Regions from separate parts of the Homo sapiens genome. Here region 2 is linked to region 1. A link is a contact called in ENCODE Hi-C or POLR2A ChIA-PET data. All regions are on one chromosome and are shown on one strand. Each heading gives the region's core, a stretch centred on a gene start or an enhancer-like site at or near the end of the contact. The rest is flanking DNA. Distances are from core to core; before and after follow the strand shown. Region 1 overlaps PACSIN2 (protein kinase C and casein kinase substrate in neurons 2). Region 2 overlaps TTLL1 (TTL family tubulin polyglutamylase complex subunit L1).

Region 1 (5,526 bases), core at 1,723-4,222:
AGAATTCTCATCAGATTTCATTAGAATTTCTCTCTTGTTCCCTCAAGTATTTGTTTTCCCCTGATTTCAGTTTGAACTTTATGAAAGGGTAGGGCTGATGGCATAGGAAGCTGAGCTGGTTCCCTCTTGGCCCTTCCCCTAAATGGGAGAGTGGCCACATCTCTGTAAGAGTCTGGGCAATGCCCCAGGTGGGTTTCCCTGAAAGTCATCTGTACTTGATGGCTTGGCTCCAAATGCAGCTTTTTTTTTTTTTTTCTTTTTTCTTTTTTGAGACGGAGTCTCACACTGTCGCCCAGGGTGGGCGACAGTGACACAATCTCGGCTCACTGCAGCCTCCACCTCCTGGGTTCAAATGATTCTCCTGGCTCAGCCTCCCGAGCAGCTAGAACTACAGGCGTGTGCCACCACGCCTGGCTAACTTTTTGTATTTTTAGTAGAGACAGGGTTTCACCGTGTTAGCCAAGATGGTCTCTATCTCCTGACCTCATGATCTGCCCTTCTCGGCCTCCCAAAGTGCTGGGATTACAGGCGTGAGCCACTGCACCTGGCCCAAATACATTTTTAAAAATGACCCTGGAGCAGGCACAGTGGATCACTTGAGCCCAAGAGTTCAAGACCAGCTTGGGCAATACGACGAAACCCCGTCTCTACTGGAAAATACAAAAATTAGCTGGGCGCATGCCTGTGGTTCTAGCTACTGGGGAGGCCGAGGTGGGAGGATCACTTGAGCTGAGGAGGTTGAGGCTGCAGTGAGCTGTGATCACACCACTGCACTTCAGCCTGGGCGGCAGACCGAGACCCTGTCTCAAAAAAAAAAAAAAAAAAAAAAAAAAAGTGTGATAATTCATGATAATTGACCCTCACCCCTGCCACTCACAACTTTGCATTTCTCAACCCTGAGCTTGGCGTTCCTACCCTGCCAAGGCCTGTCTCCAGCACTGGCGTTTTTAGGTGGTTTTCTTCTCCTGGTGCACACCTGGCTGCTCTCTTCCAGCACGTCCTCCACCATGGGCGGTGCGGCCTTGTTTCTGCGTTGTTACAGCTTCCACCTCTTAATTCAGCAGGCCTTTGGGAGGAAGGAGAAGGAGGTATGTTTGCCTCCCTTGAATTTGTTTCTTTCCAAAAAGTGACACTAAAATAGCCATGCTGTAATGTCATTATTTTGGAAAAGAAATAAATTCAGAGGAACTACATGGGAAACATATTTTCTTACATGTTTTTGCCATTGTGATGGGAAAGAATCCAGAATAACTCAGCACACACCACCCCATTCTAAAAGTTTATTTCAAAATCACTTGTTGGAATTCGGATGGCATGCTTCTGATTCATCTTGCATGGCACCCAGGGTAGCCCGTGAGAGTGAGTTCAGGTCTGGAGTGTGTGCAGGAACAGTCTCCCTCACGTGTAGCCCTTGTTCAGAGTTCACAGAACTCATTCAGCATTGAATTCCGGTATTGGAGCTCAGTTTCTTTTTTTCTTTTTTAGATTCTTTCTTATTTTTAATTTTTAAAGTTCTTTTAGAGACCAGGTCTCACTCTGTCACCCAGCCTGGAGTGCAGCAGTATGATCGTAGCTCACTGCAGCCTCCAGCTCCTGGGCTCAAGTGATCCTCCCACCTCAGCTTCTTGAGTAGCTGGGACTACAGGTGTGTACCACCACCCCTGGCTAATTTTTCTTTTTTTTTTTTTTAGAGATGGTGGTCTCACTGTGTTGCCCAGGGTGGCCTCAAGTGATCCACCTGCTTTGGCCTTTCAAAGTGTTGAGATTTCCAGGCGTGAACCACCGTGCCTGGCTGAGCTCAGTTTCTTTTTCTTTTTCTTTCTTTCTTTCTTTTTTTTTTTTTTTTTTTTTTTTTGAGACAGGTTCTTGCTCTGTCACCCAGGCTGGAGTACAGTGGTGCAATCTCGGCTCACTACAACCTCCACTTCCCGGGTTCAAGTGATTCTCCTGCCTCAGCCTCCTGAGTAGCTGAGATTACAGGCGCATGCTACCACACCCAGCTAATTTTTGTATTTTTAGTAGAGACACAGTTTCACCATGTTGGCCAGGCTGGTCTTAAACTCCTGACCTCATGATCTGCCTGCCTCAGCCTCCCGAAGTGCTGGAATTACAGGCGTGAGCCACCACGCCCAGCCTGAGTTCAGTTTCTTTAGGAAGAAATAATCAGTCAACCACTGGGTGCCAGACAGTCTGAAATGTGCAAAAGAAGTGCCAGATGAGTCCCTGTCCTTGGAAAGACCAGGGATGACTCATTTGTCTGTCACTTTGCACTTTCTCAAAATTCTTTCACAGCTGTCGCCCCGAGCCTCTTAATACCCTGGGAGGTAATGAGAGCCCATGTTGTACTGCCTTACAGACAAGGACAGTGGCTCTCAGAGGGGACAAATAGCTGAATTACAGAGGTGGAGCTGAGACTCATTTTCGACTCAATATCACACTCTCTTCCCAGGAACTTTACCTTCCAGATGAGAAGCCCCCAATTAATTATTAAATACACATTTTACATATTTTTTGCATTAATAAATTGATTTCCAAAGGCTCCAGCACTGTTTGGCATTAAAGAGCAGCTTGTCCCATACGTGTGCACAGGTATGGTAAAGGTCGTTGTAGTCGGCTCAACCTGGAAGAATGAATGAAGCAGAGCCAGGAAACATGCCCTACCTGACCTCGTTTTGAAGAAACAATCGCTCTCAGAAGCCTCTCAGTCTCCTCAGCTTATGTGTTTCTTCAGCTGAGAGGGTGCTGCAAGCAGATTCATTTTTATGGTTAAGGACATGTGTGTGTCAAAAAAAAATTATAGTAGTACTTCCTGACAGGCCCAGCGCCTTTGGGGATGTGGTAGAGATCAGGGTCAATGTGGAAGCCCTGAGGCTCCAGCCTCCCTGGCAGGTGGTGGGACTCTGGAGAATCCTCCTGCCCTTTCTTCTTTTCGCTGCCAGAGATTGCCGGATTCTGGAAATGCCTGGTAGCTGGGCATGTGGTGTCTTGTTGGAGTTGGGCAGCGTGGAGTCTGATGGTCTGGGTTGAGTCTCAGCCTAGCACTTAAGAGCTATGGGTCTGTGACCAGTGATTTGAATTATCTGTATCTTGGTTGCCTTTTCATCAAATGGAAACAATAATACATCTTTTATAGGATTTTTGAGGTACAAAAATAATATATCTGAAGTTCACCTCACCCATCTGTTGGTGCTGAGAGGTACTGAGTAGCTGGTAGCTGCTTGGATGGTGGTTTATCCCACTTCTAGAAAATTTGTAGCTTGGGCTCCCAGGTGGAGCAGTCTTGCTTGGTTTGATGCAAACATGGCAGACTCCAGGCAATATAGCTGTCTTTGGGGGATATAATTCAGTCATCAAATAGCTTTTGAACACTGCATGGTGCCATGAGGCAGCTCTTCTAGCTCCTTGGACTCCCTATGAGGTTGAGCATGGCTATTCTAGGGTGTGGCCTGTCTGCAGTGGCCCTGGTGTGCAGCTGGTTCCTACTCAGGATGGGGTCATGCCCACCATAGCAACTGTTACCTGCAAAGGACATTTTTACTTTACAAAGCATTTTCACATCCTTCTCAGTTGACCCTCACCACGATTCTGCCAGGCAAGTGGGGATAATATTGGTGCAGTAAACATTATATTTAAATACAGTTGCCCTGGGACTGAGTGTTCCCGTGCAACAAATGGCACCATTAAGGCATAAAAAGATAGAGCATAGCCAGGCAGTGGCACACACTCTGTAGTCCTAGCTACTTGGGAGGCTGAGGCAGGAGGATCCCTTGAGCCCAGGAGTTAAAGGCCAGCCGGGGCAACATAGTGAGATCCCATCTCTAAAAAGAAAAAGAAAAAGAAAAGAGTACCAATCAGTGAGGGAAATGCAGATTAAACCACCATGGCTTACTAACATCTTCTGAAAGGCCAAGATCGACAGACTGTGCCTGGAAATAGGACTATAGCAGTAGTTCATCACGGCACACCGCAGAGCAGTGCGTGTTCACTTTTTTTTTTGTTTGGTTGGTTTTTTTGAGATAGGGTCTTGCTCTGTTGCCCAGGCAGGAGTGCAGTGGCACAATAATAGCTCACTGCAGCCTTGACCTACTGGGCTCAAGCAATCCTCTCGCCTCAGCCTCCTGAGTAGCTGGGACCACAGGTGCGTGCCACCATGCTTGGCTAATTTTTTTTAATTTCTACTTTTTGTAGAGATGGGATCTCACTATGTTGCCCAGGCTGGTCTTGAGCTCCTGGGCTTAGGCATTCCTTCTGCCTTGTCCTCTCAAAGTGCTGGGATTACAGGTGTGAGCCACCGTGTCTGACCGATATTTAGTTTTTCATGTTATATGTTCTAGAAGATTTGAACTCAGCACTGAGGTGGTTAAGATCAGTGGTTAAGAGCATGACTGCTGTCAGCCTGCCTTTATTAAGGTCTCAACTCCGCTGCTTGGGCAAGCTCCAACCCTTTGTATGCCCCAGGTTCCTTGCTTTGACAATGCCCATGGCGAAACCGCTACCCCATAGAGTTGTTAGGACTAAATGGAGTGCACGCGTGTAGTGCATGGGGCGCAGTGTCTGGCACATGAGGAGTCGCCATAGGGGTGGGTATGACTGGCTTCTTTGCTGTTGAAGAAGGGAGGGCTGGTGGCAAGGTCACAGTGGCAGGTGGCAGCGTCACCAAAAGTGCTTATCCCAGTAGCAACAATGACAGGAAAACAAAAATCAAACCCAGCCCCAGTCACCAACATTTCCGAGTACCTTCGGGTGGCTTGCTGTGGTGATTCTAAGAACAATGGCTATCACTTTTAGGGTGTCAGATGTATGCCAGGTGACTTCGTCACTGCTGGGCCTTCTCCATGCCTGCGAGGAAATCACCTTATTGGGTTGAGAGGCTGCCTCTTGAGAGCTGCTGGTGTGTCCCTGCACATGGATGCCGTTTGAAGTCATGGGAGTTCCAGAGATCAGTGCTGGGAGGGATGGGAGGAGCCATAGAGCGGACTGCAAGGTGTGCAAGCAGTTGGGGGAGGAAAGGGAGGCTTGTCAGGGTGAGAGCGGGGAGCCAGGAGAGTCCCATACGCTGAGGCTGGTGCGGCGTGCCGTGGGAGGGGTGAGGTGGTTGGACAGGGCCCCTGCTGCTCATATCCCGGAGCAGGGGCAGGAGAGAGGGGACTTGGGAGTTGTCATTGAGAACTCAGCTCGGTGCCTGCCCTCAAGGCCCCCCTTCCCCACCCCCCATCCCCACCCCCACCCCAGGTTGTTGCTCTGTGAACATCAGAAATGAGTTCCCAGATTGGCCATGGTTGTACAATCAGTTGGGTTTTCTTTGTGGTGCAGATTCTTGTCCCCCAGGTCCTCCCCTTTACCTGCATTCCTTGTGACTGTGGAGCTGAAGGAAGTAGCAAGGACACTTTGAAGCCCAGGGTGCCGGCCAAGAACAATGCTCCCATTGAGGTAGGCCGTGCCACGGCCTGTGACCTGGGGGTACTGAGACCTTCATCTCATTTAACCTTCACTGAAACCTGGTAAAGCACAGCTCAGGAACTGGGG
Region 2 (5,526 bases), core at 1,704-4,203, 170 kb before region 1:
CCTGTGGAGAGAACTCAGGGCAGGAGACAAGAGCCTTGTGTCTTCCCTCTAGATGACTGGACCAAGACATTTCCCCTCTCTGATTCCCTATCAGCTAAGAGGGCAGGGCGGGGTAGTCATCCTTTTCCATAGAGTAGCTGGGGCATTAGAGGAGATTAATTCTGGAAGTGAAAGTATCTTATCATTGTTAGCCCTTTTGGCATTTGCAAAGCAGGTTCTTTGCTCAGGAAACGTTTGATGAGCACATTATGGTGCCGGGTTGTGGCGGTACAAAAAGATGGGCCCCGGCCGGGCACGGTGGCTCACGCCTGTAATCCCAGCACTTTGGGAGGCCGAGGCGGGAGGATCACGAGGTCAGGAGATCGAGACCATCCTGGCTAACACGGTGAAACCCCGTCTATACTAAAAATACAAAAAAAAAAAAATTAGCCGGGCATGGTGGCGGGGGCCTGTAGTCCCAGCTACTCGGGAGGCTGAGGCAGGAGAATGGCGTGAACCCGGGAGGCGGAGCTTGCAGTGAGCCGAGATTGCGCCACTGCACTCCAGCCTGGGCGACAGAGCGAGATTCTGTCTCAAAAAAAAAAAAAAAAAAAAAAAAAAAAAAGATGGGCCCTTCTCTGCCCTCAAATTACAGACACTGGTAAGCAGTCACTGTGGAGCATGGTACTGTCACCCAGTGCGGGCGTGGAGATGGACAGTGACAATACCGCTGTGAACGAATGCCCTGCTCAACATGAAGTCATCACTGACATTGTTATTACTTTATTTATTTATTTATTTATTTTTAGACGGAGTCTTGCTTTGTTGCCCAGGCTGGAGTGCGGTCGCTCTCGGCTCACTGCAACCTCTGCCTCCTGGGTTCAAGCGATTCTCCTGCCTCAGCCTCCCATGTAGCTGTGATTACAGGCACGCGCCACCATGCCCCGCTAATTTTTTAAATTTTAGTAGAGATGGGGTTTCGCCATGTTGGCCAGGCTGGTCTCGAGCTCCTGACCTCAGGTGATCCGCCCACCTCGGCCTCCCAAAGTGCTGGGATTACAAGCGTGAGCCACTGTGCCTGGCCATATTCTTGGTTTTTTTTTTTTTTTTTTGAGACCGTCTCACTCTGTCACCCAGGCTGGAGTGTGCAGTGGTGCGATCTTGGCTCACTGCAACCTCTGCCTCCCGGGTTCAAGCAATCCTCCCACCTCAGCCTCCCAGATAGCTTGGATTACAGGCGCCCACCACCACGCCCGGCTGATATTTGTATTTTTAGTAGAGATAGGGTTTCACCATGTTGGCCAGGCTGGTTTTGAATTCCTGACCTCAGGTGATCTACCCACCTTGGCCTCCCAAAGTGTTGGGATTACAGGCGTGAGCCACCGTGCCCTGCTAAGAATCTGTATTTCTTTTTTTTTTTTTTTTTGAGATGGAGTCTCACTCTGTTGCCCGGGCTGGAGTGCAGTGGCGTGATGCCAGCTCACTGCAACCTCCACCTCCCAGGTTCAAGTGATTCTCGTGCATCAGCCTTCTGAGTAGCTGGGATTACAGATGTGCACCACCACGCGCAGCTAATTTTGTATTTTTAGTAGAGACGGGGTTTCACCATGTTAGCCAGGCTGGTCTCGAACTCCCGACCTCAGGTGATCCACCTGTCTTGGCCTCCCAAAGAATCTGTATTTCTAACAAGCTCCAGGTGCTGCTCACATGTGGGCCATGCTTTGAGTAGCACTGGACTAAATGATTGCTTACAACCCAAGTGCCATGGAGAAAATAAAGTGACAATGTGGTGGAGTCAGGAGGATTGAGATTGAGTGGTTGGGGAAAGCCACTCTGAGCAGTTGACTTTTGAGAAGGGACAGATCTGGAGGACGAGCAAAGGCTTAAGACAAAATGCAGCCTGTGGGGTGTCAGGAGCTGAAAGAAGGCCAGGGGCTAAAGAGGGTTGGTGAGAGACAAGGCCTAAGAGGTGATGGTCCAGATCTGCAGGGCTGGCCTCGTAGGCCATGGAGGACCACTAGCTTCATTCTGAATGCAGTATGAAGCTACTGTGGGGTAGTGAGCAGGGTGACATGGTTAGTGTTGTGTGTGTCACACATTGGTCCGCTGCTGGGTGGGAAATGGGTTGTAGTGGAGTGAGAAGAGTAGCAGGGGACAGAGTGGGGCCTGCTGCAGTTGCCCAGGAGAGAGGGGACATTATGGGAGTGGAGGATGGATTTGGAATCTTCTGGAGTGGAGCTGACCTGATTTGCTGCTGGATCAAATTAACCATCCCTTCCTTCCCCGGCCACAGTTGAACTGTGATGTGTTGTTGAAGCCCTTTGCTGCAGGCAGGCCTTACAGCTTGTTAAATGTGTCTCCTGTGCTCCTCGCCCCCATCTGGGCTCTCAGTTTAATGTCTGTCTGTTACAGGCCTGGCACTGAGTGGCTGTCAGGGCTGTGTGGGTGGATGAGAAGTTAGACCACCAGTGGCCCTGATATCCAGGGTGTTCATGGGAAACCTTCTCTTTGAGCTCATGACGATCCTACCCAGTTGCCCCAGGAGCGAGACCCAGGTTGTCTTCTGAAAATAACCAGCAGCTCTCTGGTTTCAGGATGGCTTTCTGTGGTTGACACACTTCAGGTGGTGACAGCCCCAACTCCAATTGTGAGCTGCATTCAACATAAAAGGTCAATATGTCACTCTGTTTTTCCTGGTTAGGTTTTTATGATGCTCAGTTTAGAAAGTGACGTAAGATTCAGATGCATCAATTCACGTGAACCAGGAGAGATAATAACACGTTACTCAGTACCCTTAACCCCACTTCCGTTTTCTGTTTTAGGAGGAAGCAACAATAAAACAATCTGATATCAGGTATTTATTTACTTTTCTAAGGAAAACGGCTTAGTATTGCTTAGGGTTGGGAAGGAATCACCCATTCTTCCACACTGTGGGGCGTGGCCCGGTGGATCACTTGTCTACACACGATTTTGGAGCCCCACGCTAGGCCTGGCTGGCTGCGTGCCCGACATGAGAACAGACACGAGTCAGCCCACTCCTGAGCCAGCCCGCTCCTGAGCCAGCCCACTCTGCTGCCCCGCAGGAGGTTGCTATCTAATGTGGGAGGCACATGTGAAATAACAGTTGCCATCTGGTGTGGGAGGGAAGCGTGTAGGCTGTCCACAGGCTGCACACTCTCCTCTTCTTTTTATTCTCTGGCCCCCATTTTCCTCATCTGTAAAATGCGGAGAATTCCTGCTGTATTAGTCTGTTCTCATGCTGCTAATAAAGACATACCCAAAACTGGGTAATTTATAAAAGGAAGAGGTTTAATTGACTCAGTCACAATCATGGCGGAAGATGAAGGAAGAGCAAAGGCACATTATACATGGTGGCAGGCAAGAGAGCTTGTGCAGGGGAACTCGCATTTATAAAACCATCAGATCTCACAAGATTTATTCACTACCACGAGAACAGTACGGGGGAACCACTCCCATGATTCGTTTATCTCCACCTTGCCCTGCCCTTGACTCGTGGGGATTATTACAAGTCAAGTTGAGATTGGGATACAGACAAATCATATCATCTGCCTTTGGGCATCACATGAGACGATAATATACACAGTGGAGAAGAATATTCATAAACTACCCCACCCAGTACCTGACACATGCTAGAGCTTAATAAGTGGTAGCTTTGCCAGGCGCGGTGGCTCACACCTGTAATCCCAGCACTTTGGGAGGCCGAGGCAGGCGGATCACGAGGTCAGGAGATGGAGACCATCCTGGCTGACACAGTGAAACCTCGTCTCTATTAAAAATACAAAAAATTAGCCGGGCATGGTGGCATGCGCCTGTAGTCCCAGCTACTCGGGAGGCTGAGGCAGGAGAATCGCTTGAATCACTTGAACCTGGAAAGTGGAGGTTACAGTGAGCTGAGATCGCGCCACTGCACTCCAGCCTGGGCGACAGAGCAAGATGCCATCTCAAAAAAAAAAAAAAAAAAAAAAAGGTGGCAGCTTTTGTTCTTAATGATGATATAAATTTGTCATTCCTTACTCTGTGCAGGCATGGTTGAGCTCCAGTGCCCAGCCAGGGCCCTGGCTAGAATTACTCCAACCTAACCACCTGATGATAAGAGATTGGAAGCTTGTGGTTGAAACCTAGAAAAAAGGCTGGGCACAGTGGCTCATGCCTGTAATCCCAGCACTTTGGGAGGCTGAGGCGGGCAGATAACAAGGTCAGGAGATCGAGACCATCCTGGCTAACACGGTGAAACCCCATCTCTACTAAAAATACAAAAAATTATCCGGGCGTGGTGGCGGGCGCCTGTAGTCCTGGCTACTCGGGAGGCTGAGGCAGGAGAATGGCGTGAGCCCAGGAGGCAGAGCTTGCAGTGAGCCAAGATCGCGCCACTGCACTCCAGCCTGGGCGATTGAGCAAGACTCCATCTCAAAAAAAGAAAAGAAACCTAGAAAAAGCAGGTGGGGAGCCTGCAAAGAAAGAAGGAAAAAGGTGTCAGCTGGGCACAGTAGCTCTGAGCCACCTGTAATCCCAACACTTTGGCAGGCTGAGGTGGATGGATCACGTGAGGTTAGGAGTTCAAGACCAGCCTGGACAACATGGTGAAACCCCACCTCTACTAAAAATACACAATTAGCTGGGCATCGTGGCGGGTGCCTGTAATCCCAGCTACTCAGGAGGCTGAGGCAGGAGAATCGCTTGAACCTGAGAGGCGGAGGTTGCAGTGAGCCAAGATTGCACCACTGCACTCCAGCCTGGGCAGTAGAGCTAGACTCCATCTCAAAAAAGAAAAAAAATATGTTTAGAGTTTTTTCAGAAGACAGGAACTCTGTTTCTATCTTCCGTGGCATCCCTTTTGACGAGAATAAGGATTTAGTTTATTTTAATGCCATGATATTGTTAGGTAAAATGGTTAGTAGAAAGTATGACACAGAGTAGCAATTTGGTAAGCATTAGTAAATAATGTCAAGGAAATTAACCAAACTGCTTTGAGAGTCTCAACTTGTTAAATCTCAGTTGGCTCAGCTGATCTGTTAAGACACTTGTAGCTGACACATATCCTTTTTTCATTTTTTTTCTTGATTAATTAAATCAAGAATTTTGCTCAGGGAAGGTGATCATATCCCCAACTCAGGAATAAATCCTAATTAGCCTAAGCCAGTTTGATATGCTCATTCCCTTGCCAGTGGGTTTTTATTGTTGTGGTTGTGGTTGTTGTTTCTGAGATGGAGTTTGCTCTTGTTGCCCAGGCTGCAGTGCAATGGTGCGATCTTGGCTCACCGCTGTCTCCGCCTCCTGAGTTCAAGCAGTTCTCATGCCTCAGCCTCCCGAGTAGCTGGCATTACAGGCAAGCGCCACCACACCCAGCTAATTTTGTATTTTTAGTAGAGACGGGGTTTCTGTTGGTCCGGCTGGCCTCGAACTCGTGACCTCAGGTGACCCGCCCATCTCGGCCTTCCAAAATGCTGGGATTACAGGTGTAAGCCACGCCACTTGGCCAGCCTATGTTTGTTTTAGGAATTGGTGGGTGATAAAATTTTGGCCAGT

Evidence for each region. Hi-C counts contacts between places; a loop is a spot of excess contacts on that map. ChIA-PET counts read pairs that join two places held with the same protein, here RNA polymerase II (POLR2A). Pooled maps may share reads with other maps.
Region 2: a loop to region 1 is called in a pooled map, with 1.9 times the contacts of the local background. The contact joins two enhancer-like sites. A Hi-C loop is called at or near these places in 1 of 168 maps with a recorded cell type or tissue (cardiac septum), 1 of 37 single-sample maps with no recorded cell type and 1 of 50 pooled maps. POLR2A ChIA-PET finds 5 or more read pairs at or near these places in 7 of 52 experiments (A549, GM10248, GM12878 and 4 more).

The regions. Positions count from the first base shown.
Region 1 is chr22:42,916,102-42,921,627 of GRCh38, reverse strand. The region is part of intron 1 of PACSIN2 (protein kinase C and casein kinase substrate in neurons 2); the gene reads left to right. Among named protein-coding and RNA genes, the nearest start is that of ARFGAP3, 62 kb to the right of the region's middle. RefSeq lists an enhancer at 4,892-5,526. Within about 2 kb of position 2,972, at least 6 of the 41 ENCODE cell types and tissues checked have a DNase peak (open chromatin) inside an H3K27ac peak, as active enhancers do.
Region 2 is chr22:43,083,403-43,088,928 of GRCh38, reverse strand. The region is part of intron 1 of TTLL1 (TTL family tubulin polyglutamylase complex subunit L1); the gene reads left to right. Among named protein-coding and RNA genes, the nearest start is that of TTLL1, 3.2 kb to the left of the region's middle. Within about 2 kb of position 2,953, at least 4 of the 41 ENCODE cell types and tissues checked have a DNase peak (open chromatin) inside an H3K27ac peak, as active enhancers do.